Linked DNA regions of Mus musculus: all the other regions are linked to region 1. Evidence: chromatin loops called from intact Hi-C (ENCODE). Cell type or tissue: left cerebral cortex. All regions are shown on one strand.

What was found. Hi-C counts contacts between places; a loop is a spot of excess contacts. Peaks named below come from ENCODE experiments on the same cell type or tissue, not always from the same donor. Only the 100,000 strongest peaks of a DNase experiment are listed, where the experiment ranks them.
Region 2: a loop joins it to region 1, with 7 times the contacts of the local background. A loop is called at or near these places in 22 of 42 quality-filtered maps.
Region 3: a loop joins it to region 1, with 3 times the contacts of the local background. A loop is called at or near these places in 13 of 42 quality-filtered maps.
Region 4: it touches region 1 in a loop (7-fold over the local background); 13 of 42 quality-filtered maps call a loop at or near these places.
Region 5: a loop joins it to region 1, with 4 times the contacts of the local background. A loop is called at or near these places in 22 of 42 quality-filtered maps.
Region 6: a loop joins it to region 1, with 2.3 times the contacts of the local background. A loop is called at or near these places in 7 of 42 quality-filtered maps.

What each region holds. Positions count from the first base shown.
Region 1 is chr8:11,418,335-11,423,334 of GRCm38, forward strand. It overlaps Col4a2 (collagen, type IV, alpha 2), which reads left to right. Exons shown (of 48, transcript NM_009932.4): 21 at 2,243-2,335; 22 at 2,834-2,988. Among named protein-coding and RNA genes, the nearest start is that of E230013L22Rik, 57 kb to the right of the region's middle. In left cerebral cortex, CTCF peaks have their summits at 1,533 (motif pointing right), 3,006 (motif pointing left) and 4,975 (motif pointing right); DNase peaks (open chromatin) are centred at 1,077, 1,482, 2,972 and 3,817; H3K27ac peaks cover 1,442 bases.
Region 2 is chr8:11,483,418-11,488,417 of GRCm38, forward strand. No RefSeq gene overlaps it. Among named protein-coding and RNA genes, the nearest start is that of Rab20, 7.3 kb to the left of the region's middle. In left cerebral cortex, a CTCF peak has its summit at 2,845 (motif pointing left); a DNase peak (open chromatin) is centred at 2,823.
Region 3 is chr8:11,697,652-11,702,651 of GRCm38, forward strand. No RefSeq gene overlaps it. Among named protein-coding and RNA genes, the nearest start is that of 1700128E19Rik, 16 kb to the right of the region's middle. In left cerebral cortex, a CTCF peak has its summit at 2,890 (motif pointing left); a DNase peak (open chromatin) is centred at 2,875.
Region 4 is chr8:11,250,716-11,255,715 of GRCm38, forward strand. All of the region lies in intron 2 of Col4a1 (collagen, type IV, alpha 1), which reads right to left. Among named protein-coding and RNA genes, the nearest start is that of Gm32709, 8.0 kb to the right of the region's middle. In left cerebral cortex, a CTCF peak has its summit at 2,974 (motif pointing right); DNase peaks (open chromatin) are centred at 2,186, 2,529 and 2,975.
Region 5 is chr8:11,494,893-11,499,892 of GRCm38, forward strand. It overlaps Naxd (NAD(P)HX dehydratase), which reads left to right and starts at 2,614. Exons shown (of 10, transcript NM_001190357.1): 1 at 2,614-2,734. The coding sequence starts at 2,695. In left cerebral cortex, a CTCF peak has its summit at 2,632; a DNase peak (open chromatin) is centred at 2,639; H3K4me3 peaks cover 1,580 bases; H3K27ac peaks cover 1,012 bases.
Region 6 is chr8:11,614,192-11,619,191 of GRCm38, forward strand. It overlaps Ankrd10 (ankyrin repeat domain 10), which reads right to left. Exons shown (of 6, transcript NM_133971.3): 4 at 4,871-5,000; 5 at 1,624-1,719. Among named protein-coding and RNA genes, the nearest start is that of Mir7238, 19 kb to the right of the region's middle. In left cerebral cortex, CTCF peaks have their summits at 2,311 (motif pointing left) and 2,327 (motif pointing left); DNase peaks (open chromatin) are centred at 401, 2,275 and 4,123.

The sequences.
Region 1 (5,000 bases):
GACAGTTTAGGCTAGAGCCCAACCCAAACCTAAGCATCTCCTGGAGGGGTTCCACGGGCACATAGGCAGTGCCTGTGCGGAAAGGCTTTCCTCGGCTCCATAGTACCTGTCCACTATTCCTATCTCTGGATACTTTGTAGGACTTCTCAGTGGCCCCCTCTCCCTCTCCCTCTCCCTCTCCCTCTCCTTCTCCCTCTCCTTCTCCCTCTCTAACTGCTTCTCTCTCTCCCTCCCTCCCCCACCTCTCTCTCTTTGTCTCTCTCTGCCTGTCTCTGTCTCTCTGTCTCTCTCCTCTCCTCTCTTCCCCTCTCCTCTCCTCTCCTCCCCTCCCCTCCCCTTCCCTTCCCTCCCCTCTCCTTTCCTCTCCTCTCCTCCCCTCCTTTCTCCTCTCCTCTCTTCCCCTCTTCTCTCCTCTCCTCTCCAGTGGGAACGCAGCCCTGTGAAAACATCACCATTCCTCCTCTGTACTCTGAGCTACAGCCATGAAACTTCTCACTAGAATCAGCAGCACTGGGTCTCAAGAATGCCCAGAGCGGAGCTGCAGATCTCCACGCTGTCACTCTCCTCTTTGACCCACACATTCCCTGGTACCACTATTCCTCCATAGCGTCTGTACTTGAGCCAGGAGTCTCTGGGCACCTCACTCTCCACACTGGACTCACAGTGTGTGGTGCAGTCTCTCTCCTTAAAACACTTCAGGACTCCCGTTGCCCTTAGGAATAAAAGCCCAAGAGGGTCTTCTCCCCTCCTCCATGACAACACTCCTCCGTGTACCCTTTACACACTCCCTGGTCATGGCTCCATACTGTTAAGGGGCCATTTGGTCCCTCCGTTCCATTTCTGGAGAGCCCTTCAGCTCCCCGCCTGGCCAGCTCCCTCTGTCAGCCACAGTCCATGCCACTTCCTCAGAAGACCCCCCTGGACACCACCCATTCTAAATCAGCTGCTCCCAGCTTCCCTCTCACGGTGCTAGCTAGAATCTGAAACTTCACATTTGTTTGCTGAGCGTGTTAGCTGTGTCCCTGCATCTCAGCTGTCAGCTCGAGGCAGGCCAGCTTCCCAGTGCCAACACAGCTCCTGGCCTGCTGCCTGGCGTGGCTCAGGAGCTGGCTTGTGGTGGATGAATGAGTGAGTGAGAGACTGTGTTAGATGTGAGGCCAGATCAGATTACACAGAACAATGCCCGCTGGTCTCTTCTACAAATCTCTGCTTCCCTAGGCGCTCCCAAACCATCCCATGCCTTTGAAGTCACTGCCTCCTTATCCTTTCCTGTGTAGCCACAAGCACCTACCTTGTCCTGGGGTATTCGATGGAGCTATGACCACTACTAGATTTAGCAGCAATAAGGCTTGGTGGCTCATACCTGTCATCCTGACACCTGGGAGGCTGAGACCAGAGAGTCACCATAAGTTTGGGGCCAGCCTGGGCTACAGAGTAAGACAATGAGAAGCAAAGGAGTCCAGAGGTACTCAGCTACCCTGCAGCACAGCCAATCTCGCCTGGATACGCAGCCTTGGATCCACCACCAGATGGCAGTCTTCCCAAAGGCCTCTAAGAATTGTGAGGTCTTAGTGGAGTCTCATCTGGTCAATTGATATACATATGTGCAATTATTGGGGCACTGTAGTGACTAATAACTCTGACCTTTAGTGAAAAAAAAAGTGAACCTAGAAGAGGAATATTGGGGCCAAGGTCATTTAGTGAGGTCAACCATGCCCAGTACCAATTAGGAGAATTCCAGTTAGTTTCCAGGACCCCCATGTTTGCAGGTTTACATGTGTGTTCATGTGTGCAGGAGAAAGGAGAAATGGGGAGGTCTGAGAAGAGATGGGCATGCACTCCAGAAAGGGGACAGAGGGAGAGCTGAGTTTATCTTAATCCCACACCAACCCCCCCACCCCCCCACACACACACCTTGGGGGACATTCTCTGAGGCTGAGCAGAGATGCGCGGCCATCAGCAACATGGCTGAAAAGTCAAATTCTTCGTTTGGACTGAACGTTCCTCAAAAGCAAAGACATTGGTCTCGATACATTGGTAGAAAAGCTAAATTTGCAGGCTCTGGTCTCTGTTCCATCCTGAGGGACCATGGCCACATGGCTGTCCAAGCTTCTGTCTTGGAGGTGCTGGTGTGGGTCTGGAGATGCAAGGAGCTGGGGTAGACTTGGCTGAGAGGCTGCACTGGACCTGACTGATCTGGCCGACTCTCACAAATGCTTTTGTCCTGTGTGTTTTTCCGTAGGCTTCCTGTTTGGCCTGAAAGGATCAGAAGGGAGAGTGGGCTACCCGGGACCTTCAGGTTTCCCAGGAACACGAGGGCAGAAAGGATGGAAAGGTGAGGACTGCAGGGTGGGAAGGTCAGGATGGTGACCCCAACCTAGCCCCCATGTCACCTCCTCTTGCAAGTTGACCCCGCCCCCACCCTTCATTCACTTCTCTGAGGGTAAAGGATGGGCAGTCTGATCTGAAATCTGAAATGCTACAGAATCTGAAACTCTCTGAGAACCAATATGCCAATATGGCACAGCAAGTGGGGAATCCCACAGCTGGCATCACTCGCTGGGCCGCAGCCAAAGTGGCCACACCAAAACTTGTGGGTAAAGTTAACTTCGGGCTGTGTACAAGTCCTATGAAACACCTTATGTCTGGATGAGGACTACCCGTGACCTCAGCACGTATATGCAGCATAAAAGGCACTCTAAAGCCAGGCGTGGCAGCGCACGCCTTTAATCACAGCACTCAGTGTCTTCTCCCACCAGCCCCTCCACCTGTCCTCTACCCCTGCTAGTCCAAGCCCAGCTTAACGCATGCAACCCTGTCCTAATCACGACAGGTGAAGCTGGAGACTGCCAATGTGGCCAGGTCATCGGGGGTCTTCCGGGACTGCCAGGACCCAAAGGTTTTCCCGGTGTCAATGGGGAGCTCGGAAAGAAAGGCGACCAAGGAGACCCAGGCCTGCACGGTATCCCTGGGTTCCCAGGATTCAAGGTGAGAGAAGAGCGCCCCCTGCTGGCTAGGGTTACCTTGCAGCTGCCAGGTGCCGGTGCCTGAGGCGAGCCAAACATCGTTCACACACACTATCGGCTTTTTTTTTTTCCTAAGATGTGCTTTTGAAAACTTTAACCTGTTGGACTGAGATAGCGCAAGCCACTATGTAAGTTAGACATAAAGTTATCACTGGACCCAGAGGTTCCATTCCAGGCTGCAGAAAGGGACTGCAGCCCTGGGCCTTCTCAAGTATATGCACTGTGTGTGGAATGGCATTATACATAAGAGCCATTTTGTTTTATAGAAACATCCAAAATGCCCACTGTCTGATAGGTAGGAGAGAGAAAAAGTGCATGCCCACACTAAGGTATGCCGTCCTTCACAGGTGGAGCACTGGGCACACTGCTGTGTAGAGACACAGGTGCGCGTGCACATATGCACAGCCTCACCATGTCTCCCAAGCCAGCCTTCAACCCCTGGCAATGCTCCCATTTCTGCCTCCCTTACTCTGGGATGGCAGTGTGTGGCACCACAGCTGAATGTCCCTATCACTTAAGAATGACACTGTTTCATCTTAGTGCCTGTGATACTATGTTACGTCTTAGTGCAGGAGACCGTGCCAGTGTGATCGCAGATCGCAGATCTGCGGCTAGCCTAGGCTACATGAGCAAGACCCTGTCAAACACACATATACACACACAGCAAAAGGAAAATGAATGAATGTTTTAAAGACAGTGCCTCCCCTCTAAGTCTGAGTGTTGTTAACGTGTTCAGAAAAGATCCTGAACTGGAAGCCATATGCTCCATCCTGGAGAATCAAGTCAGCTGTTCGTCTGACTCATTCCTAGAAGCAAATGGATTTCACTCGGTGCCTCTGAAACCTATAAATAGCCCACGTGTGCCTACTGCCCTCCTGTGTGCACACAGCAGAGGGCTTTTCTCCAACCGCCTCTGGTTGTGTTTGTTGTCCTGAACTTAATTATATGTCTGTGTGTACAACAACCCTGTGTAAAAGGATCCCCTAGGATGTGTGTGTGTGTGTGTGTGTGTGTGTGTGCTGGGGGAGTAAGAGTGTGGGTCTGTGGACCTGTGTGATTGTGACCAGGAGGCTGATGGGATAGATGGATACAGATAAATGGGTTGTTGATTGGCCAAATGATGTGTAGGAATGCCTGGAATAGTGTTCTGTGATCGTGGCTGGTTATCTGATCAGCTAGTTGGATGGATGGATGGATGGTTGAGAGAGGGAGAAACTAATACATAGTTGGTTATCTAGATAGATTATACACTTGACTAGTTTGTTGGAGAAGATAGGTTGGTTGGCTGTTTATAATGATGGATGGATGGATGGACAGATGGATGGATAACGATTGACTGATTGGCTGGTTAGTTGTAGTATTTGTGCTGTATAGCCTGGAAGGGTGGTTGAGGCACAAGAGCTGGTCCATAAACACCCACTGAGCACCACTGTGTGTCTGTATGTGAGCAGCTGTTCTAAACCCAGAAGCGTTTCCCTTCTCAATAAGCCAAGTTCCCCTGGAATTCTCTAGCACAAGGCAGTCCACGAGCACATGTAACATTCCATTCAATTAAACCAACACTCAACAGTCCCCAACTCTTGCAAAGAGATAGTTAATCAAGATACACCACAAGTAACGCCTAGCACACAAAAGTCCAATCCCAGATCATTTCTACCCTATGGAGCTGCAGGGACCTCAGAGCCCTGAAGGAAACTGCTGTCTGAGGCATGTCTTCCCTCCACGTTGTCAGCCTCGCTTTGCAAAGAGAAGCTATTGTTCTCGATTGGTCACATCTAGATAGGAAGTGGCCGTGTCTTCTTTTACAGGTTTATTTATTTTTATTTTATGTGGTATGGGTGTTTTGCCTGTGTTTCGATGTGGAGAGAGAGAGAGAGAGAGAGAGAGAGAGAGAGAGAGAGAGAGAGAGAGAGTACAGTACCCACAAAGGCCAGAAGAGGGCATCAGATAAGCACCAAACATCTTAAGCATCTT
Region 2 (5,000 bases), 65 kb after region 1:
TGTTCCACACTGCACAGACCACACCCAAAGGCCGAGAGACCCCTGGACCAACCACACCTCTGAGGCTTAGCTTCCTCCTTCGTTTCCCCAGGCATTCTGTTGCACTGATGAGAAGCTGGCAGTGTCCAGCTTTAGCATTGCACACCCATTCTCATTATGAGTCCCTAATACAGTATTGCTAACTAAAGTCCGGCTTTTGGGACGGCTCACTGTCATGTTTTACATTCATGGGTCTGGACAACCGTAACGAGAGGCCTCGTGTGTCCCCTAACATCTCATCACTGACAAAATCCAGACAGAGCCAACTAAAGGAAGGACGGAGCCATGTTGGATTGTGGTTTCAGTCCGTGATCGCAAGACTCTTGCTTATAAGCCCATGGCGAGACAGAAACACCATGGAGGACAGCAGCTGAGAGGCGTAGCAGGAGGGAGCCACAGCTGCCTTCAAACACACCCCAGCGACCTACAGGTCCCACCACCCAAAAGTTCCATTGCTTCCTCACAAGGCTCACAGGCTACAGTTTTGTCTTAGCAGTCACCTGGGAACCTCTCCATCCAGTCTCACTGCACTTCTCTGCCTGGGGGACAAGCCACGGTCAGCATTAAGCCACGGTCAGCATTTCTGAGGGAAAATGGACCAGATTCTTGCATCTCATCTTGTGATTTAGTGTTCATTCTCAGGGCTTAGAGACACAGACACTTTTAGGTTATACAAGAGAAACGAACGTGGTTTTTTTTTAAAGATTTATTTATTATTATCAATAAGTACACTGTAGCTGTCTTCTGACACACTTGAAGAGGGCCAGATCTCATTATGGGTGGTTATGAGCCACCATGTGGTTGCTGGGATTTGAACTCAGGACCTTCGGAAGGGCAGTCAGTGCTCTTAACCACTGAGCCATCAAACATGGTTTTATCTCCCAGTTTTAAACTGTGACCTGGGCAGCCTAGGGAACAAAGACAGTCTCTCATAGGACCAGGAAGAACCTAGGGCACTTCTCTGTCCACTGGAACCCTGGGCTCCCAAAACTCTGGTTGAGGCTTCCTCCTTGATGTTGGGAATTCTCTGTGGTGTAGCCCTGAAGTATCTGTGTCTGAAATGCAGATGGCACTTGCCAGGCTGTAGGTCCTCATGCATGCTAAAGGAGTGCTCTGCCATGGGCCTATACCCCAGTCTAACCCCCTTGTCTTAGTTAGGGTTTTACTGCTGTGAGCAATCACCATTACCAAGGCAAGACTTGTAAGGACACCATTTAATTGGGGCTGGCTTACAGGTTCAGAGGTTTAGTCCATTATCGTCAAGGCAGGAACATGGCAGCATCCAGGCAGTCATGGCGCAAGAGGAGCTGAGAGTTCTATATTTTCATCTGGAGGCTGCTAGCAGAATACTGACTTCCAGGCAGCTAGGATGGGGGGTCTTAAAGCCCTTGCCCACAGTGACACACCTATTCCAGCAAGGCTACACCTCCAAATAGTGCCACTCCCTGGGCCAAGCATATCCAAACCATGACACCCCTATTTTGTGCATTAGAGAACAGAGCCAGGAAGCCTCTATCAAGGTTCTAGCACATACATGACATTCTGGGAGGGTGTCCCAGTGTGTGTGGCTGACTATTTCCAGCCTCAAGTGAACCAGTTATCAACTCTACTGCTATTTAGACCCCTAAAAGAACCAAGTGGTAATGCCCAGGAACAAACCATACTTTGAACTGCTGATGTGAGTATTAGCATGAGCCTCGAATAATTTAGGAGCTACATATAACCAAGAGTTTAATTCTCAGAAATCACCAATCACTACACCAAGTCCCGAGTTTAACAACTGAATGGCCAGTGTATTCATTACAGCTGGTGTGTGTGTGTGTGTGTGTGTGTGTGTGTGTGAGTGAGTGCCACAGCAAGCATGTGGAAGTTAGAGGACAACTTCCAATAGTCATCGCTCTCTTCCTGGGGACTAAACTCAGGTCATCAAACATGATGACAGATACCTTTACCCACTGAGCCATCTATCTCACAACCCTAATTTTTATTTTTGATTACTGAAGTGTAGTTAAGAGGAACAGTATACACTTTTAAAGTGTGTAATTAGATACATCTGACACATGTCCAGCCATGGCACCACCGCTTGAATGAGGACATCAATTGTCCCATGGGGCTTCTTAAACTCCTGGGTCACATCTTATATTGGCTTTCTCCATCCTCCCTAGTCTCCACCAACCATGAGCCTCTGCCATTACAGACTAATTTAATTTCCCAAATTTTTATAAACATGCTCATAGTTTAGCTCATAATCTGGCTCCTCCAACAGAAGTGGCACTGGTGTGGCTTTTTATCATTTCAGTGTGGACCCCACGTCTTGACCACGTCCTGTCGGACACTCAGGCTCTTTGGTATCCTGGCTCTGGCCATGCTTGTCCTGCTATGAGCCAATGTGGACCCCAGGTCTTGATCCACTTCCTATCGGTTGTGCTCCCTGGCTCTGGCCACAAGTGTCCCACTGTTGGCCATCGTGGCAGTTCTGACTTATCCTGTCTACATTTGGTCTTTTTTTATTCCACTCACCCTGCTGTCAAGTCAGGGTTTCCTCCTCTGGTTTTGATTTACATTGTCCCAGTGATTCAAGATGCTAAGCACCTTTTTACAGGTTTGCTCTTTGTGTACCTCTGATGAAACGACTCTTCAAGTCTTTCCACAGATAGTAGTATTTGTAAAGATCCCACAGCCCCAGACACAGATGTTATTAATGTGCAGCGATGTGTGAAAGTCACCAACACACTAGCCCAAATGAGTCTAATCAAAAATAGTGACTTCCATGTATGCCTCTTGCGCCCCCTACTGGTGGTAGCCAGAGCCTTCTGCAGCCCCAGACAGAAAGGGCTGATGGGGGTTTTGGGGGGATGTCTTCTCTCACAGCAAGAGTCCTGCCACGGGATATGAGTGTGGAGATGACGTGAGCTTCTGCCCTCCCTTCTTGCAAGCCCCCCTCCAACTGAACAGCCCCTCCTGGAGATGTTTTTTGGAACTGTGTGCAGGGCCACCTGAGCAGAGGGCAGCCCAGGCTCAATTCATGGACATTGCCCTGGTCCCTGGTGACTAGCCTGCTACCCACGACTCAGCGTTTACCCCGAGTGATATCCCAGTCCTGTAGGGTTTTTTTCTTTCTTTCTTTAAGTCTTTAAAAACACACATTAAAAGGGACTTCTTCTTTTCCTGGTGTACTAGTGGCTTTTGTCATGACAAAACATGATGACCAAGACAACTTCTAACAGAAAACATTTACCCTGGAGCTTGTTGTAGCCGGGCTGTTCTCACCCAGGAAACAGCCAGGATGAGCTTCTTGTGAGTTTGAAGTCTTTATAATTTTTGTTGAGTCACACAGGCTGGCCAGGGGTACACACTCCTGTGACTACAAGTCTGAAGAGGTGGCCCAAGCCAAGTGACCCAGGGGTTTATCATGATAACATTCCCCTTGACATAGCTACAATGGCTGTTAGCAAGCATGACAGAACATGAACTCTCACTAAGAATAGGGCACTCCTGTGCCACCATGGTGTTTCTATTTGATTGGATCCTTGGGGGTAGAAATATGGAACAATGACAGGTGAGTTATGGTTCCTGAAACGCCCTGTGCATACCGGAGGGTCAGGCTGACCTTAGTTTTAGCCCAGGGTTGGGTCAGGACTTAGCAAATATGTTTTCTCACTTAGGGCTCTGAGCGTTGCAGAGGGTTAGGGTTATGGGGAGCACAGCAGCAGGCAGGATGGGGAGCATAGCAGCAGGCAGGATGGGGAGCACAGCAGCAGGCAGGATGGGGAGCACAGCAGCAAGGCAGGAGCACAGCAGCAGGCTTGGCGCCAGAGCAGTAGTTGAGACCATGCATCCTGAAGCGTGGGCAGGAAGCAGAGAGAGCTAATGGGGAGGTCTGAGTCTCTGAAACACCCCCTCAAACAAGGCCACACCCCTAACTCTTCCCAACAATACTAAACTGGGAACCAAGTATTCAAACATGAACCTTTAGCGGTCATTCTCTTTCAAACCACTACCCCACCTATGACTCATCACACAGAGCTACCAGTTGTTGGCCGAGTGTCAGATACCCAAGACTGTGAGGGAATTCAACCCACCACACCTGGTAAGAAGGCATTTATCAAAAATAAAACCTTAACCCAATCACAAAAGAACTCACATGATATGTATTCACTGATAAGTGGATATTAGCCCAGATACTTAGAATAGTCAAGATATAAGATACAATTTGTGAAACACATGAAACTCAAGAAGAGCGAAGACCAAAGTGTGGACACTTTGCCCCTTCTTAGAATTGGGAACAAAACACGCATGGAAGGAGTTACAGAGACAAAGTTTGGAGCTGAAACGAAAGGATGGACCATCTAGAGACTGCCATATCCGAGGATCCATTCCATAATCAGCCTCCAAATGCTGACGCCATTGCATACACTAGCAAGATTTTGCTGAAAGGACCCTGATATAGCTGTCTCTTGTGAGACTATGCTGGGGCCTAGCAAACACAGAAGTGAATGTTCACAGTCAGCTATTGGATGGATCACAGGGCTCCCAGTGGAGGAGCTAGAGAAAGTACCCAAAGAGCTGGGGGGGATCTGCAACCCTATGGGTGGAACAACAATATGTACTAACCATTACCCCCCAGAGCTCGTGTCTCTAGGTGCATATGTATCAGAAGATGGCCAAGTTGGCCATCAGTGGAAAGAGAGGCCCATTGGTCGTGCAAACTTTATATATGCCTCAGTACAGAGGAATGCCAGGACCAAGAAGTGGGAGTGGGTGGGTAGGGGAGTGGGTGGGGGAGGGTATGGGGGACTTGAAATGTAATGAAGAAAATACCTAATTAAAAAATAAATAAATAAACCCTCATGTTTCCTGTTTAGTTTTAAACTTTTATTTTATCTTGTAGTTTTGAGATAGGGTCTCCTAAGTGTTAGGTTACAGGCACCTGCTTCCATGACCTGCTCATTCTAATTTTA
Region 3 (5,000 bases), 280 kb after region 1:
CAACAGGTGCCTGGGGAGGACACCAGAACCGATCAGCACTGTGACCGTGCGGTGTCCAGGAATAGGTCTAGAAACTTAAAACAACAGAGGACCTCGGCCGGTGCCAGAGGCCCTGCGTGGGACTGGAGCATGCAGATGCTGGCTGGTTCCATCTGATGGAAAAGGGTCCCCGTGTGAGCTCTGCTCCATGCCCCCATTCCTGCAGAGGAGAGAGCAGCTCCTGGGTTTCTGCTGGGCTACTTTCTTCTCTGCGGACAGCAGGGACCACAGAGCTTTGCTGCACCTGACAAACACAGCTAGATGGGAATAGCTAGACAGGAATAGCATAAAAGCAAATGGAACTCATCGTGTTACCTACCTTCTCAGTGATAGGACACTTGCCATTGTCACACAGATCACGCGTTTTCCTAATATTCATCCCCCACTCTCTTGTATAACTCAACATTTTAAAGAATTAGCCTAATGGAAAATCAGTTTGGGAAATATGAAAAGATTGTAATAACTATTGGGGGCCCTGGGATGTAGCTCAGTTGGTAGAGTCCATACCTAGCCCTGAGTTCTATTCTCAATCGTTGCATAAATTGGTCACAGGGCCTGTGTCTGACGTCAAAGCACTTGGGAGTTGGGGGCAGAAGGATCAGGAGTTGTCTTCAGCTGCGTAAGAACTTTGAAGTCAGTCTGGGCTACATGAGATCTCAAAAAATCTAAAAAACCCAGGTGTGGCAGTATGCTTGTCTTTAATCCCAGCACCTAGAGGCAGAAGCAGGAAGGTCTCAGTGAGTTGAGGCCAGCCTGGTCTAGATAGTTCCAGGCCAGCTATGTCACACAGTGAGACCCTGCCGCCTCCTCCTCCTCTAAATCTATAAAAGAGAAATACATCAAGCCATTGCAAGGATAAATGTAAAGGTGGATGCTGAGGGACAAGATACCTTAACTGAAGGGAAAATCGAGTTGCATGAAATTATATTTGGGGTCAGAGTCTCGGGACAATGACAACATTCTGATAGGCATAGGAGTTCATAGAGCCGTAAGGAAAACCCGCCAGCCAGCAGGAGAGCAAGGCGAGAACACCAGGAACCGGAAAGCCGGATCGGGTAAGCCACGGGGGCGGGGGGTGGGGGGGGGGAAGAGGGGGCACTCTCAGGTCATCGCCTCAACACTATTAACACATGGTCTCTCCTCTCTCCTTCACGTGGCACTGATCTTGACAGTTACATATCCCCACCAGGGAATGTGGACACCACTGTGAGCTTTTGGGAGAACAGTTTGGAAGGATTTAAAAAGCCATGGAAAGGAAATCAGCACATAGGATGGGTGCCTGCCCATAGGCCCGTGTCTCCTGCAGTGCTGGGCTCAATAGCATGTTTTATTCTCGGTTAGAGCTTCTCTGGTTTGGCTGCAGTCTTACAATGAACCCCTACTTGCCCCCTCAATATTTTGATTTACATGGGTATCCAATCTTTTGACACTGAGACACAACAATATTGTTGTCTACAAAGTTCATGCCCCAAACTGAACAATTGAGTTATCAAAAAGGAAACTGCAACAAAAATCTCATGTTGTTTTAACTAAATTTATAATTTTTTTGGTTGGATGACAGTGATGACTGTTCCTGGATGCATAAAGCCCATGGACTGTGGGTTAGAGACTCGCACAACATTAGAGACCAACATTTTGAAGGCTGCAAGTTTTCATGAGATGAATGTGTGTGTGTGTGTGTATGTGTGTGTGTGTGTGTGTGTGTTTAAAAGGGTCTCACTGTGTAGCTGTAACTGGCTGTTCTGGAATTCACTATATAGACCAGACCAGCCTCAAACTCAGAGATCCACCTGCCTTTGCCTCCCATATGCTGAGATTTAAAATATATTTTTTAAATCCTTCTTGGTCAGGATTTTCTATAACTTGCTTCTAAAGAAACCCTGAGTAACAGGAAAAACAAAAACCGAACAACTTTTGTTCAGAATTTGTAATTCTGCTGATGTCAGCTCAAAAGGAGTCTGAAAGGAGCGCAGGCTCAGTCCAGGCCCAGCACCCCTCCTGCGGCTTCTCCATCCTGTGTCTTCAGAGTTAAAGGCTCTTTGTCTTTTATGCACAAAACCACATACTCATTGTCAAACTTCATTAGCAAGAAGCAGAATTACAGAAGCCAAAAAGCAAGGTTAGTGCGTTTAAGGCCTTTCCTGGAAGCACGGACCAGGTGAATGGGTTAGGTTTTTGTTCCTGCTTTGGCAGATGCTGGGAGCCTATGGGTTTGAAGGACAAAATGACCCCTCTAACATGATCAGCTGTGCTAAGGTCTGGGAGTCTGTTACAGTGTGGGCAAAAAATGCCCAGGAATTGGGGCCAGAACCACACACATACCTCAGACGGCAGGTCTGGCTGCAGCCCTGATTCACCTGGCAACTTGAAGAACTCTGCAGGACACATGGAATCAAATCTAACCAGGCTCTCCTGCAGTTGCCTTACTATACGCTCAGCTGTGTCAGCTCTGCCCGGGCTAGAGCCTGTATTCCCCGCATCCTCTTGTGGCACTGAGATACCGAGAGCATTGCAGAGGGGACAGCTGCCTGCTAGAGCCCACTAAAACCTACCACGGAAGCAGCGGAGCCTGGAGAGAAGCTGGGCTGCTTTTCTCCACATGCCCCAGGATGGGGAGAAGGACAGGCTTACAGTAGGATGCGCGTGTGCGTCCTGGTGTGCTTCTTGTGTGTGTGGCCCCGTGGATTGGGGCTGCTTGGGTGTGAAGAGGGTGAAGGGACACTTGGAGGTGGGAGTGTGCAGAGATGGACAGAGAAGTCCGACTTGGGTGTCTTTCACTAGGCATAGGACTCCTGCTGTCTCCGAAGCACAGACAGACCCGGAGAGCCGGTGTGCTGCTGGCGCCCTCTGCTGTCAGACCTTCCATTCTACACCCCTAGTTCCAGAGATAGGAAATTCACTCAAGTCGAGAAAACTCTGGGGTTTGGAGGGAGTTAAATATTAGCGAGAAAGAGGATTTCTACATCAATGAACAGTAGAACTGGGGGAGCCATGTGTATACACAGTTCATTATCATCCCCCAACCTGCCGAGATTATATTTCTGGTACTACCGTTAAGGAACTGTGGCCCTGAGGCAGAGACAAGCCTCACTTTTAGAGATGCCTAGCATTCTAGTCTGGGCTTCATCCAGCCCTGAACACTTGGTATCTCATTGGTTACACATTGGCCAAGGTCAGTCTGCCTCTGTCCTGTCCTAAAGCGGCCTTTCCACAGAGCTGTTCCTTGAGGGCAGAGGAGCAGGCAGCACACGCGCACTCGCGCACTCGCGCATACACACACACACACACACACACACATACCTCTAGTTTCCCCAAGTTATGTTTCAGAGGCAAAGGCAGGATCACGTCTGTCTATCCTTCATGCGGTTGTTCCCAAGGAAGATGAGGAGGGTGAAGATGAAGCCACGCCTTGTTTGGAGAAGGCTGATTAACCACAGCCTGGGTGAGACAAGAGGAACAGTGTCTTATGTTCCTTGCCTTGTTGCTGTGACAAGATACTTGACAAGAAGCAATTTAGAGAAGGATGGTTTATTCTAGCTCACAGCTCTTAAGATCTAGTCCTTCGAGGCAGCTGGTTCTGTTGTGTGCGGGTTCAGAGGCAGAGAGCAAAGAGTGGGAGTGCTAAACTCACTCTCTGAGGTTTGATTCAGTCAAAGCCCCTCGAGCCAATGGTGTGGTACCATCCACATTTAGGGTCTTCCTGCATCCACCCAGTCTAGAAACTGTCCTAGGCAAGCCCAAAGGTTTGTCCTCTTAGGTGATTTTAGCTGTAGCTCGGCAAGTGCAACCATCACAAATGGCTTGGTCCTTGTGTTAAAGTCCACTTGGAGTGAAGGAGGAAGAGAGCAGGAAGCGCCATGCAGGGACTGGAGCCAAGTGGGTGTGACAAAGCCACAGACCAGATCGAGATGTCCCCACCTGTCTAGGTCCTGTGTGTGTGTCAGAAGCTCCCCGGACCCATGTGGCATGGCACCTGGCAGATCTGGACATACCGTTTCCAGAACATGGGATCTGACGTGTTGGGCACCCACACTGCAGGGATTTGAGCAAGGCAGGTGCAGGAAGGACTCTGACTGTCCCTGCAGCAGGTGACAAGGCTCTCATGGGAGAGCTGCCTTTCCTAAAGGCAGAGGAAGGAATGCCGTGTCTCCCAGGATCCTTAGCTCAGCCCTGGTTTTAACTGGTCACACATGCCCACAGCAGCCCACAGCATGGGGGCTCTGGTTCTTAAGATGGCCTCCACACCACCTAACACTTAACAGTAAATGGGACCCACAGTAAGTGGAGGCGCATCCACGCATGTCTGTGTTCTTTGTTCCAGGGGCCCCGGCGGGAGTCTTACCTGGGGAGAAGGTTGGCTTTCTCCCTGGCAGCACCCTGTGTGATTTCCAGGAATGAGTCTCCCACCACATTCGTGGCAGCTCCAGGCTGTGTCCTCTGATAATGACATCACAGACAACCCGGGCCCTCTTTGTGGTGTGGCAGAATGTATTCTTTTAATTCAAAACAATGTATATGCATATGGGGTTTTGCCTGCCTGCATGGCTGTGTGTGGCTGTGCACGGCTGGTGTCCTTGAAGTCCAGAGGAGGGCATCAGATCCCCTGGAACTGGAACTGTATACCTTTGTGACCTATCACATAGGTGCTGGGAATCGAACCCAGGTCCTCTGTTAGAGCAAAAACAAAGCTCTTAACCACTGAGCCATCTCTCCAGCCCCAATTATTTTTCTGAAAGTTATATTTACCTTTAAGAAAGACTTTATTCTTTGTGAATGTCATGTTCTGTGTTTTGATCATTTTTACTCCCACTAACTCTCCCAAACTCATCACGGGTCTACCCTGCTCTCCTACACCCCCCAGGTGGGATTTCTGTGTATTTACACACATGTCTTCCTCAAATGTGTGTTGTTGGCAAAGGAGAAGTGGCCCAAAGCCCTAACCAGGAAGCTCTTTGCAATTG
Region 4 (5,000 bases), 170 kb before region 1:
ATAGAGAGAGGAGTCTGTAGGTTTTCAGCACTGAGACAGTAGATGCCTGAAGAGACAGAGATGTTGGCCATCCTGATCTGACCTGACTGTCACACCAAATGCAGATGTCAATTATCCCACTTTGCCTAATAAGTATGTGCCAATATTAATAATAATAATTTTTAAAAACTCATCTTCTCTAGCCCCTAAAGTAATTTTAACTATAAATGGACTTCTAAAATTCAATCTGTATCTATAAAAAAAATTTTAAAAAAAGATTATACAACAAGGAACACCATTACGGCTATTTTCCCCAGTAAAACTTGGAACTTGAAGAGAGGAACAAAATGCCATTGTTTATGAAGATGAAGGGAGGCAGGCCTCAGAGTCATCTCGGGGCTGACACTAGCCATTCCAAATTAGGCTTGAAATAGAGTTTCATGCTGGAGGAACTTAAAATGTTTGCTTACCGTATTATCTACAGCAAGCACATAAAGATCCCGTAAAATGTGGAAAGAAAGGGTCCCTTTGTAATACCCAATCATGTCCCAGCCTCTTCCAACACTGCAAAAAGAGCTTAAGATTCAGCTCCCTCAAGTCTCAGCAAGAAAGTCAAATAGGAAGCAACTAGAACATGCGAGGTTGAAATAGTAGGGAATTTCTAAATTCAAGGAACAATTACCAAGTACAAAAACTAAAGGGAACATAAAATGTGCCTAAAATAAGTTATCATCAAAAACTCCTATTATCAAAAGCAATCACGATGGCCAGGGGTGGTGACTCTAATCCTAGCACTTAGGAAGCTGAAGCAGGAGGATGGATGCTAGTTTTAGGGTAGCCTGGGCTATGTAGTGAGTTTATTCTGAATGATGAATTAAAATTCTGTGTCTACAGTGTTGATCTAGGGAGCTGTAGATATGGTTCAGTGGTGAAGAGCACTGGCTGCTCTTGCAGAGACACAGGTTTGGTTCATGGCAGCTCACAACCAGCTGTAACTTGGGTTTGAGGAGATTAGATGCTCTGTTCTGGCTTCTGTGGATGCTGGGCACACATTTAGTGTACATACATGCATGCAGGCAAAGCATACTTCTGTACAAAATAGAACTGAAAGTATATCTTTTTAAATTTTAGCATGTATTATATTATGCTAAAGTTTAGCAAAATATTTTAAATGGATAAGTTGTGGCTGTTTTGAGGGTCAGCATGGAACCCTTGTCTCAGTGAGGCTTTCACGGTTTTGTTTTGTTTTGTTTTGTTTACATTTTAAACAATAGGATCATGGATCTTCAAGGGAACCACAGCACATGCAAAAATGTTTGCTCACACCTGAAACAAAACCTGGGTAAGAGGATCTCCGTGTGTTTTCACAGAAAATAGAGGGAATCCGATGGCCAACACAAATTAAAGCTTGGGATGCACCCTCTACACCTTCTTTGAAGAAGTTATTCAGCTAGTGTTTGGCACACATCAACACTAGAGACAGGATTCTGAGATAAACAACAGCACAACACACCCCACCCAAGGAACGGAAAATCCCAGGCAGAATACAACCCAGGTCCCTGGCACAAGCCCTTGAGGCCCCATTAGCACCTGGCTGATGCCTCTGTCCCAAGCTAAATAGCAACAGAAAAATCTCTGTTCTGGACGTGATCCTGAGCCAGCTGTGTCCTGCTGTCATCTAGTTCCCTGAGATGTCACTTCCCAAGCAAGACTGAACATAACTGAGACATAAAAGCCATGAGATTTGGCCCATAGCAACCAGGGCATGTGCTTAGTGGGAAGCGATTTGGGATGCTGGGTCATGGTCAATTCGGGGGACCATGATCTATAGGGACCATAGTCAATGGGGGAACCATGGCACTTAGCCAAAATTCCACAAGTTCAATCCCTTGAGCCTAGCCAGAGAGGCATCCGCAGGACCATATCCGGAATGTGATAGTGCTGGGAAAGTTGTGGGCAGGCTGCAATCTGTGTCACCAGGTCACGGAAAAGCTCCTGTGTCGGGGCCCCTCTGGGAGCTCCCTGCATGCCTTCTGCTTGACACTGTACTGATGCAGGGAGAGGGGACAGGACCCACACAGTGAGACAAGGGAAGGGCCTCTTGAGTCAGGGTAGCTCTTCAGTTCTGTTTTCCACCATGAATTGAATGTAGCAGGGGAGAAGTTTCCACTGAACTGCTGTTAAGTGTCAGTCCTACCACTGCCAGCTCACACCTCACACATTGCTACAACGTTAACTCTGGGGCTCAGAGCAGCAAAAGGTAGAGAGGAGACATAGTAAATAGTCATGATGACGGAACAGCTACAAAAAAATTGCAGAAATTTTTTTAGGCTATAAAAACCCAATTTTCCTCCTCATCGTTTGAAAAAAAATGCAAAACACTTTCTGAAGAGCTAACACTCGCTCAACACAAGAATAACCAAGTGCGGTAAATAACCTCTTCTCACAGACGACTCGAGACTTTCCCATGAAGCCTATCCAACAGCAAATGTGACTTCACTGATGGAGGGGAAGCAGCAGCAGAATGGAGCGCTGGCAAGTCACTGGCAGGAAAAGAAAACGATTTCCAAGTCCTCCTCCGCGGAGGAGATGCAGACATCTCACACTAGTTGGAGGGCAGTTCTCTGTGGTATCTTTCAGAGTTTCTGTTCTAAGTCACTCTCTGGAGCATGCATGGTTTTATATTAGAAAGTAAGACCTATGCTGGCCTCCTGTCTCTAGACTCACCGGGAGTCTTGGGCACTTTCCTAACTGGCCAGGACATCTCACATCTGCGGAGTGTCTCTGCCTCAGCCTTGGCTTCTTTCTTCCCATTCCCTCTTGGCCCTCTGACCTAGGTAGCTTCAGGAAAGTGCTATCCACTCCTTGGACACACAAGAGGACCCCAGCCAGATGTCTGCTCCCTGGAGAAGAATTGTAGACCCAGGAGATTTCAGGAACCTGTGGTCTCTCATGGGCAGCTGGTCCTCTGCAGCTCTTAGTCTGGCCACCAGGGGGAGAGCTTGGTCTACATGTGCTGGGCAGATCCTCTGGGCTGTTACTGTAGCAAGAGTGTATCAAACAGGTGTGATGGCAAGCCCTGAAATCCCTGTACTCAAAAGGCAGAGGCAGGGGGATGAGGAGTCCAAGGTCAGCCTGGGCTACATGGGATCCCAGCTCACCTCTGTGTATATGCACGCTGTATGTGTGTGTGCCCATTCAAGTAGGCACAACAGAGAGAAATAAGCTTAACAGAGGTCTAAGAGATAGAATTGTCTAGAAAAAAAAGCTTTAATTGGAATGGAAAATTTATGAAATTAAGTATGAAATGGATAGCCTAAATATTGGGGCTATGAGGTGACCAAGACCTTTGACTGTAGAAACAATATGAACTGCGAATTCTTCTGGTTATATTAGTGAATATTGGTTTTGCTGAATGAAGACAGCCACTTCTCCCAGTCCCTACTCTTTCCTCCCCTTCTGCCTGCTGGTCCCTTTCACTTGCATCGTGGGCATGTTCCAGTTTGAATTGCATATGGCCCAGAAAGAAATTAAATCCTGCAAACAGGCACAAAGAGGACAAGAGTGAGCTGTTGAGTCCACTGTGGGGGCTCACCACACTGCCAGCAAATCAGACTCAAAGGTTTGCCTTTGGCTCCCTTCCCTGGGCTATAGAAAACCTATGCCTTAAGGTAATCTCATCCACTCTCCTGGCACTTGCCAACTGTAAAGTGTGTGGTGGTGGTGGTGGTGGTGGTGGTGGTGGTGGTGGTGGTGGTGGTGGTGGGGATCCAACCAATCTTCAGTAGCTTCCAGAGAGGTGGTGACATGAACCACAATGCTAACAGCTTATCAACATGAGCACTTCTGAAGCTTAGAGCTATTAGTATGACCTCTACCTGCTCCTCCCCTACAGACTTAAACATACAAGCCAGGCACAGAGGTTCACAGCCAGCACCCAAGGCAAGAGAAATGCTACAAGTACAAGGCCAGCCAGAGTTACACAATGAGCTGCGGGCCAACCTAGGATATGAAGTGTTGGCAAAAAAATGAATTAATAATTGACCAAATAAACGAATATTCTTTTAAAACAGGAAAGCAATAGACCTACAAGGTGCTCAATGACAGGTTGGGAACTTTCCTAGCTGTGGCCCTGAGGCATAACAGCAAGTCAGGGCTGAATCAGGTAACTGGGGCCAACAGAAGTTAGGGGACTTATATGCACAGAACTAAACAAGACCCAGGGTTAACAATAAACCAGGGTTAAGCACCACCAAATAAGTAGCAGTTGTATTCTACTTGCTTTGCTTGTCCTGATTTGTAGCCGCCATCCCAAGCTCTTCACCTAGCGGCACACGGCTCCCTGCTGGGCCTTCTGTGTGGGCAGGTAATAGCATCAGGTGCTACAGCAAGTTCACCCCACACAGGAAGTCACTCTGGGGACACCAAGCCACACAGCAAGGAAGCACCCACGGTGTAGACAGTGAAGTGGTGCTGCAAGGTACTGGCCTGCCACCGTTCGGACACTCAGGTTAGTGTCCCTTTAGCCCTCAGTCCAGGGGTCACTTAAGTATCCCTTCTCTGTGACTTGACCTGTTGGTGTCTTTTGTTACTAATTCCACTAGGATCCTTTTTTTTTTTTTTTAAATGAAGGCTGTCCTTGAAGGATGAGGTAGAGTTGAGAGGTATGCAGGACGTGCTCCTGACCTGGGCAACACGTGATGATGGTCTCGAGGGCTGCAAAGATCAGCCATGATGTCACACCGTGCTGGCAATGTGACTGCCCTGCCTCTTTTTCCAAGTTCCAAGAAAAGATCAAAATTCTATGCTCTGGCTTGATGGGGAGTTTGGGGAGGGGCTGAGAGTTCAGAACATAGATAATGGATAATAAGATTTCACAGGGGTTGGCTCTTTTTTGAGCTCAGAAAGAAAAAAAAATCGTTTGCCCATAAAGATAAGTTTTCTTATTGTCTTCATTATCTCTGAATCAACAGTTTAAAGACCTATTCTCTCCACTAATGGGAAGTTTGAGAAGTACCCTC
Region 5 (5,000 bases), 77 kb after region 1:
TCCATATACAGAGACGTAAACTTCACCACATATACTTCACCTATTTTGTTGATTGTGTTAGTTTCCCTTTTCTTCTCTGTCGCCAAGGTCTTCAGGAGGTTTCCCTTTGTCATGTCTGATTTTTATCAACTTGGAAGGAACCCACAGATTTTCTTTTCCTGTGGAGACATAGGCATAACCTCTCCTCAAGCATAACACGTTTCCCATTTTCCACTGCTGTAATAGATCTCTTTGCCATAAGCTAATGGCTGTATCAGCCACACATGGCCTCAATTTTCCTACCTGACCTTCTGGTCCTATACACTTAAGCCATCTGGTACTTTGCTTTTTTGGGTTAAGGTCCCAAGTCTTTGAAATTGGATGTCTATTTCTTTTTTTTTTTTTTTTTTTTTTTTTTTTTGGTTTTTCGAGACAGGGTTTCTCTATAGCCCTGGCTGTCCTGGAACTCACTTTGTAGACCAGGCTGGCTTCGAACTCAGAAATCCACCTGCCTCTGCCTCCTGAGTGCTGGGATTAAAGGCATGCGCCACCACACCCGGCTCAGATGTCTATTTCTTGAAGTGGACAACTTACAGGCCAAGATTTTGGAGAGATACTGGTGACATCTGCTCCAGTGTCAACCATTCCTTCAATCTCAATATTGTTTACTAGCATTATTAGTTTTGGCCTTTGATACTCTATAGTTTGCCAAAATATTCATTTTTGGCTCCCTTTGAGGCTTTTTGAATTGTCTATAGAACTTGTCTCAGCCTTGTCTAGTCTCAGAACTTTCTGTTCTCCTGTGAGGGGCTGCAAACATACAATGAGTCAGCACTCAGGTGATTTCCTATAAACCTTCTACCCACCTTAATTTATAAATGAAGGCTAGAGCCAGTGATTGGGCGGAGAAAGAGGGGAAGGTGGAGCTGAAGGTTTTGGGAGAGAAAGAGGGGGCGGAGACGATGGAGGAGGAGGAAGAAGAAGAAGAAGGAAAGTGGAGCAGAAGCGCCTGGTCTGGAGAAACTGCAAATTCTAAGGGGTCTCTTCTATGGGGAAGATGGTAGTGTAGTGGTAGATCTGCCCAGTCTAGGCACATAGCATGTATTCATACTAATTGAGTTGTGTTTTCATTGCCCAGGCTTTTGTGGATTGGAGATTTATCGCAACAAGGACACATATGGAGGAGAGCAAACAGAGCAAGACTCAGCTGGCAAGTAACATGGGACCTAAGGCTGAGATGTAGGTTAGACAAGCTCAGAATCTGCCCCACAGAGCACTGAGAGCCTATTGATAAAAAACCAGTTTTCTGTGTCTTTTATTCAGGAGCATCTCTAAGGGCTAGAACAGGCAGAAACACCCTATAAAATTACTGTAACAGTAACACATTTTATCAATAGTGTCACAACAACCCTATAAAATTACTGCAATAGTAACACGGTGTAACAATAGTGTCACAACGTCAAAGGGTCGAATATTCTTTAACGTTAGGTCTAAAGGAAATTCCAGTTCTCCAAACTCCAAAAGGGCAGTTCAAACATCCAGATAAGTTCAACCTGGACTGCAGAATTCCTGGGTGTTAGATAAAAGCTAGCATTCCTCAGGAATTTGTAAAGCTGCTTCCCCTAGGCTTCTGGGCAGAAAGGACAGATACATAAATAGCTACCTGTGGTGTTTCTGAGCATTTCAAAGCTCATGCTGCCCTCCAGGCTCCCTCAGTATCACAAGTTATCTGCTACACGTTTCAAAGTCCATGCTAACCTTCTCACCTCACCGCCTCCCATGCCCACCCCACCCGTTTATTCTCCTTACTGTTCTTGCTGTGTGTTCTCTCTGCTTCTCTCTATATATCCTTCATCTCCTGCTGTTCTCCCCTCTCTGATAGCCCTGGCCATGTCCAGTCTAGTTCTTTCTCTCTCTGCTCTGAACTCTCACAGATGCCTCTGTCTGGTCTCTGTCTCTGTCTCTGTCTCAATCTACAATAAAAACCCTTTGGTTAGCCATACCACAGAGAGGTCAAGACGCCAGTTTATACACTTAGGCCATCGGTTTGTGTCACTTTGTAGAAAACAACCCAGGCGGCTACTGTCCTCAGCCAGGCTTCATACAGGGTACAAGTGGAAGTATCAAAGACAGGTCAAAAGCAGTATCAAAGGCACAAGAGGCATGGGTATGAAAGAACTAAGTCAGGATGCTTTCCGGTTTGGGGGCGTAAGCTGTTGTAACCATGAGGTTGCCTATCTTACTATTGAGACAACAAAGACCTCGAGGAACCGAGGCCAGAAAATGGTTTGAGAGATGCTAAGCCTTAGACCTAGCTGTGGGACGCACCAGGGCCAAAGACATCATCTAGTTGGGCAGCACAGCTATGGACAGGCTGCCAAGGAAGCTGACCTCCAAGGGAATCGTGAACCATCAAGTTCACGAACAAAACGCTATAGAATAAAAAAGAAATAGGTCCCTAAACCGCCAAGGTTCTTCAGTGAGCCGGCTACCACAACGCTTAACCTGGGGCCAGGCCGGATTGGGTGCCTCGCTGGTCAAGCGGAGTAAGCGGAGGGTAATTGATGGACGCTGACCCTGGGGGTGGGATGAACCCGGAGTACGCTTCCGGCGGTGCAGGAAGCTGGGGCCGCCGGGCGGAGCCCAGAAGACCAATGGCGGTGGCCCGGCGTCCGCGCGGGGACACCTGGGAACCCGGAAGTGCGCTGGACCGCCATGGGAGTCCGCTGTGTGGCAATCCGCGCCTGCGGGGGAGGTAAGATCGATCCGGGCGTCCCGCGGATGGCCGTTCACGCCTGTGGGGCTGCGGCGGCCGTGGTGGCGCTGCTTTCCGCCGCGATCGCGCTCCAGTGGTCGCCGCTGTACGCAGGTACCGGCCGGGGTCGCTTCTGCCTGGCGCTTGCGCGTTCAGCGCCGGGAAGCCGGTGGGACCGGCCTGCGTGAGGACTAGGCTCCCCCCGCTCCCCCGAGTTATTGGGGGCCTATGCAGGAGATGCGGGCCGTTTCCTGAGCTGGATCGCGTCCACACACTGGCTCGACTTGCCACACCTATAGAAAGGCTTTTGAATAACCCTTTATTTAGAGACTGTTTTTCTCTTGGTAATTGCCTTTCTTTGTGCGCACTGAGGTTTCATTACTAGATTGACTTGCTAAATGTCTGGCAAAGACCTGGTAGAGTTCTGGGCTTTAGACCTTTCAACTGGCTGTGCTGGGCTGGAGAGATGGCTCAGCGGTTAAGAGCACTGAGGTCCTGAGTTCAATTTTCAGCAACCACAGGGTGGCCCACAACCATCAGTAATGGGGTCCGATGCACTCTTCTGGTGTGTGTCTGAGGACAGACAGCTACAGTGTACTTGTATAAATAAAAATAAATAAATCTAAAAAGAAAAGAAAACGGTGCTTAGAGTGAATCTCACTTAATATAAGGACTGCTGTCGCATGCTCCGGCTTAGACTTCACATTAACTTAAAGCCCTTGGGGCACAGAAGCCATGGTTGTCTTCCTCAGCCATGGTTTCTTTACGCCAACAAAATGCAGACAGGCTCGACCTGCTTTTCCAGACTCTGGATAGTCTTGGCGACAAAGTCAATAGTATTTACATTTTAAGTTCTCTCTTAATACTTCAGGGGATAAATCCACCAGGAGTGGCAGTAAGCCAACTAAAACGTGATCCAGTGTAAAGTGTCGGAAAATCTAGTCGATTCTCCTCCAGCCTTTTACTAACCGAGCTCTCTGTCTTGGTACAAAGTGCCTGACTCGTCAGGGTATCCCAACGGCATCCTATTGTGGAACAGATTCATCGTCAAGGACAGAGAGCAACATACTGTTGAGTGACAGCAAAGCAGGAAAATGCTTGTTAGTCTCAGGTGTTATCTTAGCATTCTCTCCCTGTGGGGTGCAGACTTTTGGTTTGCTGTCTGTTGCTATGTTAATCACCCTGACCAAAAGCAACCTGTGGGGAAAAGGTTTATTTCAACTTGTATTTCCAGGTCGCAGCCATCTTTAAGGGAAGTCAGGCAGGAACTGAAGCAGAGACCATGGTGTAGCTCTGTTTCTTCTGTCACCCAATGCCACCTGCTCAGGAGTGGCACTGCTTCCTGTCAGGTCCCACATCAATCAAAATCCAAGACAGCCCCCCACGGACATACCACAGGCTAACTGATCTGTGTTGTCCTCAGCTGAGACTCCCTCTTCCCAGGTGGCTCTTGGTTGTGTCAAGTTAACATAAATACTAACCATAACTAGGGGTGTGTTAACTTAGTGATATTAATTGGGAAGTTTGCCTGTTACAAGAATGTTAGGCCACGGACAAGTTAAAATAAGTAAATATTAAATATTAAACTCCCTAAAATACCCCTTGTCTTAGAACATTCCATCCTTCCACAACTGAAGTGTTCTTGAAGTGTAGGAGTGGTCTGTGGTAGATGCACCTGTTTCAAAGAACTGGGGTGGAGTCAGGTGAGGGCGGCAGTGCTGGTTGGTGGTTTGGACTTTATTTGGCATAACTTCATGACAGGTTTTTTGTTTTTTCTTTTAATTCCTCCCAAATGATTTTAGAGACCATGTGAGAGATTTTTGCTCTTTTGGTTAGTCAGGTGAATCATTGGTTAAAGAACAAGTTATTTGGCCCTCAGCTAGCAGCATTTTGGTAACATGGTGTAGTGGAACACATTGAATTCACATCTTGGTTAGCACTGAGTCAGAAAGTACAGCCAGGAGATAAAGATTGGAGACAGGTCCGAAGGACGCAGCTGCAGTTATTCCCAGAGCAGTCCCCTCCCTGCATACAAGTGGGGAGATTCCACTTGGGGGAGGGGGTTTTCCTGTTCCTAGATCTAATGTGTTTTAGGGGCTGGCACATCCTAGTTTAAGCTGTACTTTTCTAAGCATGCTCAGTTTTAGGGTATCCAAGAAGGAAGGATGCGACACGTTTCTGGGCTCCTTAGTGAAAAGTGAGGGGGTCCAAGCTCAGAGGCTGAAGATGATAGAAGCAAACCCTTCTTGCTGTGCTCATTTTGGGG
Region 6 (5,000 bases), 200 kb after region 1:
AAGAGGGCATCAGATCCCATTATATATGGCTGTGAGGCACCCCTATGTAATCTCAAAATCAAAGGACTGGCAGCCTAGCCTTGTCTGGGTCAAGGGCAGGAGCTGGAGACTCACAGTGACAGCCAGCTCACCCAAGTCCACTCTACACCCACTCACTCAGCTGCGGACAGAAGCCACTCAGTACAAAGCACTGGGTACAGGCAGCCAGGCTGAGCTTGGGGAGATGATCAATCAAGCCCAGTGATGGGTCTCAAGCAAGGGACATTAAAAAGATGACAGGATCATCTCACAGCTTTTCAAAAAGAGCAGAGATGCATTTAAGGAGGAAACTCCTTATTTCTGTCTGTGCAGATCTCAGGGCAGGGTAGCTGTCTCCACAGCCTTTCTGTGCACAGCGTGCTATTTCACACTAGGAATTGGCAAGAATCTCTAGGGAGTGCCAACACGTTTCCTGAGTCAGACAGTACTGGAAAACACCAGAAGGCCCACGTGGCCTTCTGACATCCAGGACGACCTGCCTGCTGGCATGAGAAGAGCGAAGAGCTTCTTTCTCCTGCCTGACCAGGAAGGGAACAATGCTGTCTCCATAAAGGAGAGGCTCTGGCTTTTACCACTTTTCCTCTGTTAGGCAAAACAGCCTCTGCTGATTTCAGAAACCATTGCTTTAAATGAACATTTGCTCTGAGCAAACTGTTCATGGGTGAGCACCCAGTGCATTAATGATTTGGCCAAAGTTATCACCACCTATGACAGAGCAAGTTCTGGGCTTGACAATATTACCTGTGGGTTAGGAAACACACAGGTGACCTTTTATTTCCAGTGAAGAAATGAACACCATAACAAAACACTTTTATATAAAAATTAGCCATGGTATTTTTGTTATCACCCAAAGATTGGGGAAAAGGCATGTGCCAAATAAATACAGCATTTTAGAAATCCTAAGTCTAAGAAAACTCAGCTCCTTTGACTTTGAAACATTAAAGTAAGGGTTATGTTGTAGTCTTCTGGACACTGTAACACATAAACTCTGCAGAAAATGATCAGTATTTTACAGTCTTCAAGGGAATGCTAGACACCAAAGCAACCAAGAGCGTGGGGCAGTTATCCCAAACTTGTCTTGAGTAGGTCACAAGCCACAGCCACCACCCTCACAGTTAGTTCCCAGCATTTCCGTGAGCTAGCTGTTCACCTGCTGCACTCCCTTCAGAGTATGAGCAACAGCATGTGCAGAGCCACCCAAAGGCCACATCAGGAAACCGTAACTGTAGACCTCATGAGAAACAAGCAAGGCACATCATGTAACAGCTTCAAATCTAACAGGGAGATTGCGCTAGTCCTCATAGCAACAGAATTTACCAAAAACACTTAATTCTTGCATCTGTACAAGTGCCAAAAATTATAATAGAACCCTTTTTTTTTTCTTCAAGACACTGGACAAGAAAGTGCAAAGTTTGAGAACTCAGAAATAGTAAGCATACTGATTCTTGCAACGACAAGGGGTTTGCATTGCTGAAACAGTATATATCTCTATTTCTTTAGGTCCAACAGAACTACTCTCCTGTTGCTTGGTGTCCTCCACCACTGGGGTGTTGTTGCAGCTAACAGGAAACTGTCCAGTCCCACCTGATACAGCAGCACACTCTCTGTCCACGTGCATTCTGTCGGCATCATCTTCAGCCTCTCCATTTGCTAGAGGCATGGCGTGATCCAGGCTGGGAACTGCACAGAAAACGAGGTTTTAGATTCCGTGTCCATAAAGAAAGCAAAGACAGTGCTTTGCATCGCTTTTATCTACACTACAAGCTTTACAACTCTCAAGTAATTTAAAGAAGCAAAGATCACTAGTAAACCTTTATATTATTGTGAAATTACTTTCTACAATAAAAAATATGCAATTTCAGCTCAAAGTCACACATTCCAGATTTTTGCTCATTTTCTTGATGCCAAGAGTCTTAATTCTCAGATGGTTCTTTTGGGGAACACAGAGAGTTGTATAACCTGCAGATAATTCTAAGTTTTCCTGCACCACCCCCTCCACAAGTGAGTTTAATGAAATTTACTGAAGACAATTCTTAATATGAAGCATTCAAAGCAATCATGACATTTAAAATTCATCTACTAATTTCACTAAAAAATTTATGCAAAGGGTTATGTTCAAGTACAGTTTATCCACAGGCTCCCACTCCCAGCAATGTCCAGATTGAGCTCCCTGAAGAAATACAGGAACCTGAAGGCAAACACACAGGCACAGGCCAGAGGACCCGGGAGAAAGGAGCTGGGCCACATTCTCTCCCCTTCCTTAGACTGCCACCCTGTGCCCAAGAGTGGAAGTGCAAAGATATCACCACCACCACCATCATCATCACTCTCCCCTCATCTGTGCCAAACCTGACAACCCTCAGTGAGGACCAGCCCCTCTCTAACAAATGGACTCTTAATTCTAGTAAGAATGGTTTAAAAAAAAAAAAAAAAGTTCCAAAAATTGCTACTACCCATTGCTTCACTGGCACATACTTCAGTCTGCTTTTCACTCAGGAAGAGTGAAATCACTGTCCAGGTGTGGTTCATGCAACCAAGAAACAGAAGCAGGCAGGTCTGAGTTTGAGGCAAGCCACAGCAAGTTCCAGGTTAGCCATGGCTACAGAGTAGCCTGTATGTATCAATCAAAAGAAAAGAGACTAAAATGTCATGTGCAGGAAATTTTATGAACTACATTATCACGAGGTTTTAGATTCCGTGTCTAAATAAAATAAGCTAGACCCTGAAAAACAAAATACTGCTTCTTACATGTAAAATTTAGATTTACACACACACACTTGGGGGAAAAGTCTAGAGGGAAGGGGAAAACAGCAAGGGCCATTACACACAAACATATTACACGTATGAAAATGCCACATTGGAGCCTATTATTTTCTATGCTAACTACTTCAAAAGATCTTTTTTTTTGAGACAGGGTTGGAGCTCAACTCAATTTGGGTGGCCTTGAACTCAAAAAGATCTACCTGCCTCTGCCTCCCAAGTGCTGGGATTAAAGGTGTGTGCCACCAATGCCCAGAAGAATCTTTTATTTACTGTTGGCTACAGACACCTTGGGCACTTGTTTTGAGCCTGGGGTGCCTCCCTTCTGCGTGTTCACAAACAGCACATTTACACACTCATAAGCTCATACTTGTTAACATTCCTTTAATAAGTACCTACAATTATTTCTGGGTCAGAGACTACAAATAAAGCAACTCAGCATTCAAAGTTTTCATAACGGGAGAATTTCACAGCTTTAGGCCGTCCTCATTTCAGAGGCACAAGAGTCTTTCCCAATTATTGATTATCCAGCTGAAGGGGTAACAGATGCTCCCCAGGGTGATGTTTCCCCAGGACCCGAGGACAGCGAGGACAGCGAGGCCACGGTTCAATGCTCATGCCCAGCCTATTGTCTCTAATCAAACCCCAAGCACTCTTGAAACACACCTGCTAGAGGCTAGACCCATACTCAGCATCTCAACAGGCCTTGTACAAAGTGACAATTATAGGTTCTTGTTTTTGTGCAAGTTCACATCTCTGAAAATTAGATTAAATACCTCTTTAGCTACTGACTAGAAATGCAGATGTGGGGTGTTATCTATATTCTCAGCACTCAGAAGGTCGAGACAGAAGGATCATGAGTCTGAGGGCAGCTGGATCACATAGTGAAACTCTGTCCCCAAAATAAAAACAGCCAACAAATGTGAAGGGCATTTTCTCTGCCTGCAGCCACAAAGCCCCAGGAGAACAGGGACAAGATTTTCATTCTCCATGCCCCAAACCTAGGGCAGTTTCCTTATCATGGAATGAAGCTCACATCAGCCAAGAAAAACAAAACATAGGAAGGTAACTCTTCCTCCAGTATTAAAACCATCAATGATTGTTGATCTCAAACAGGTCTGGGGGGTGCAGTAAGACATGGATGGAACTATACCAGCACAGGGCAGAGGAGCCTATCACCATAGGAAGGCACTGATCCAGCAGGCTGAGCAGGAGTGAAATTCTTCCATAGTCTACAGCTTAGCATCTCATTTTCTGAGTTGCTAGGAAAACAGATCTTGGCTGACATCTTCATACAGGCTCTCTCTTCCTCCTGCCTATGAACAGCTGTTCAGCATGCTGCACACAGTCACCATAGCTATCATCTACTTTTCAAACCGCAAAATTGATCTCTCCCAATCCTAACGACACCATGTTTGGATTTGACATGTGTACCACCCCACTCTCCTGTCACTGGTGTTTGTACTTGTAGTCTGTCATTGCTGAAGAAGCAATCTAAGCTACATCTGAGAAAGCAGCCTATGGATGTCTCAGTGACCCACGTTTATTCTGCTTGGGTTTGGAAGGGAAGCGAGCACTACCTCACCCACTCTAGGGGAACCTGACATCTTTCCCTCTTAAAGTACATGCATTTACATGCACATAACATACCTAAACATACACAGACACAAAATATGTAGACAAAAATTGAAGCTACTGTTTTCACTTGACTAAAACAAACTTTATAAGCATATAGAAAAGTTGGGTATATATAAACAGATCAAAATTAGGCATGTTCTATTCTGGCTTGGAATTCTGGAATTATATACCATGACCTCTGAAGTGGAAACTTTGGTTCTTTGGAAAGCCAGTCGTGTCAGATGGCATTCTGCTAGGGCAGACACGGGAAGGATTATTTCTGCATTTCCCTTTCTGACAAGCGGGACATATTACAGTGTGACACAGGGCAGTACTTCAAAGTCCCCACACAGGACTCTCCAGGTACTTACTTGGTACAAGATGCCTCTCAAAGTTGCTTTAGCCATGAAAAAGGGTAGGCCCCTTTCCTTTTCGCACCACCCACAGATCTCACCTCTGGTTCTAGCTTTCTTCACTCCCAAAGATTCTGAGTCTTCCAGGCATCTCTTTCGGTTTGTTCCCAGGCTAACGTGAGTGGGCAGTATGCTCTCATGACCTCCACTCAAGGTGCCATTATGACAGAA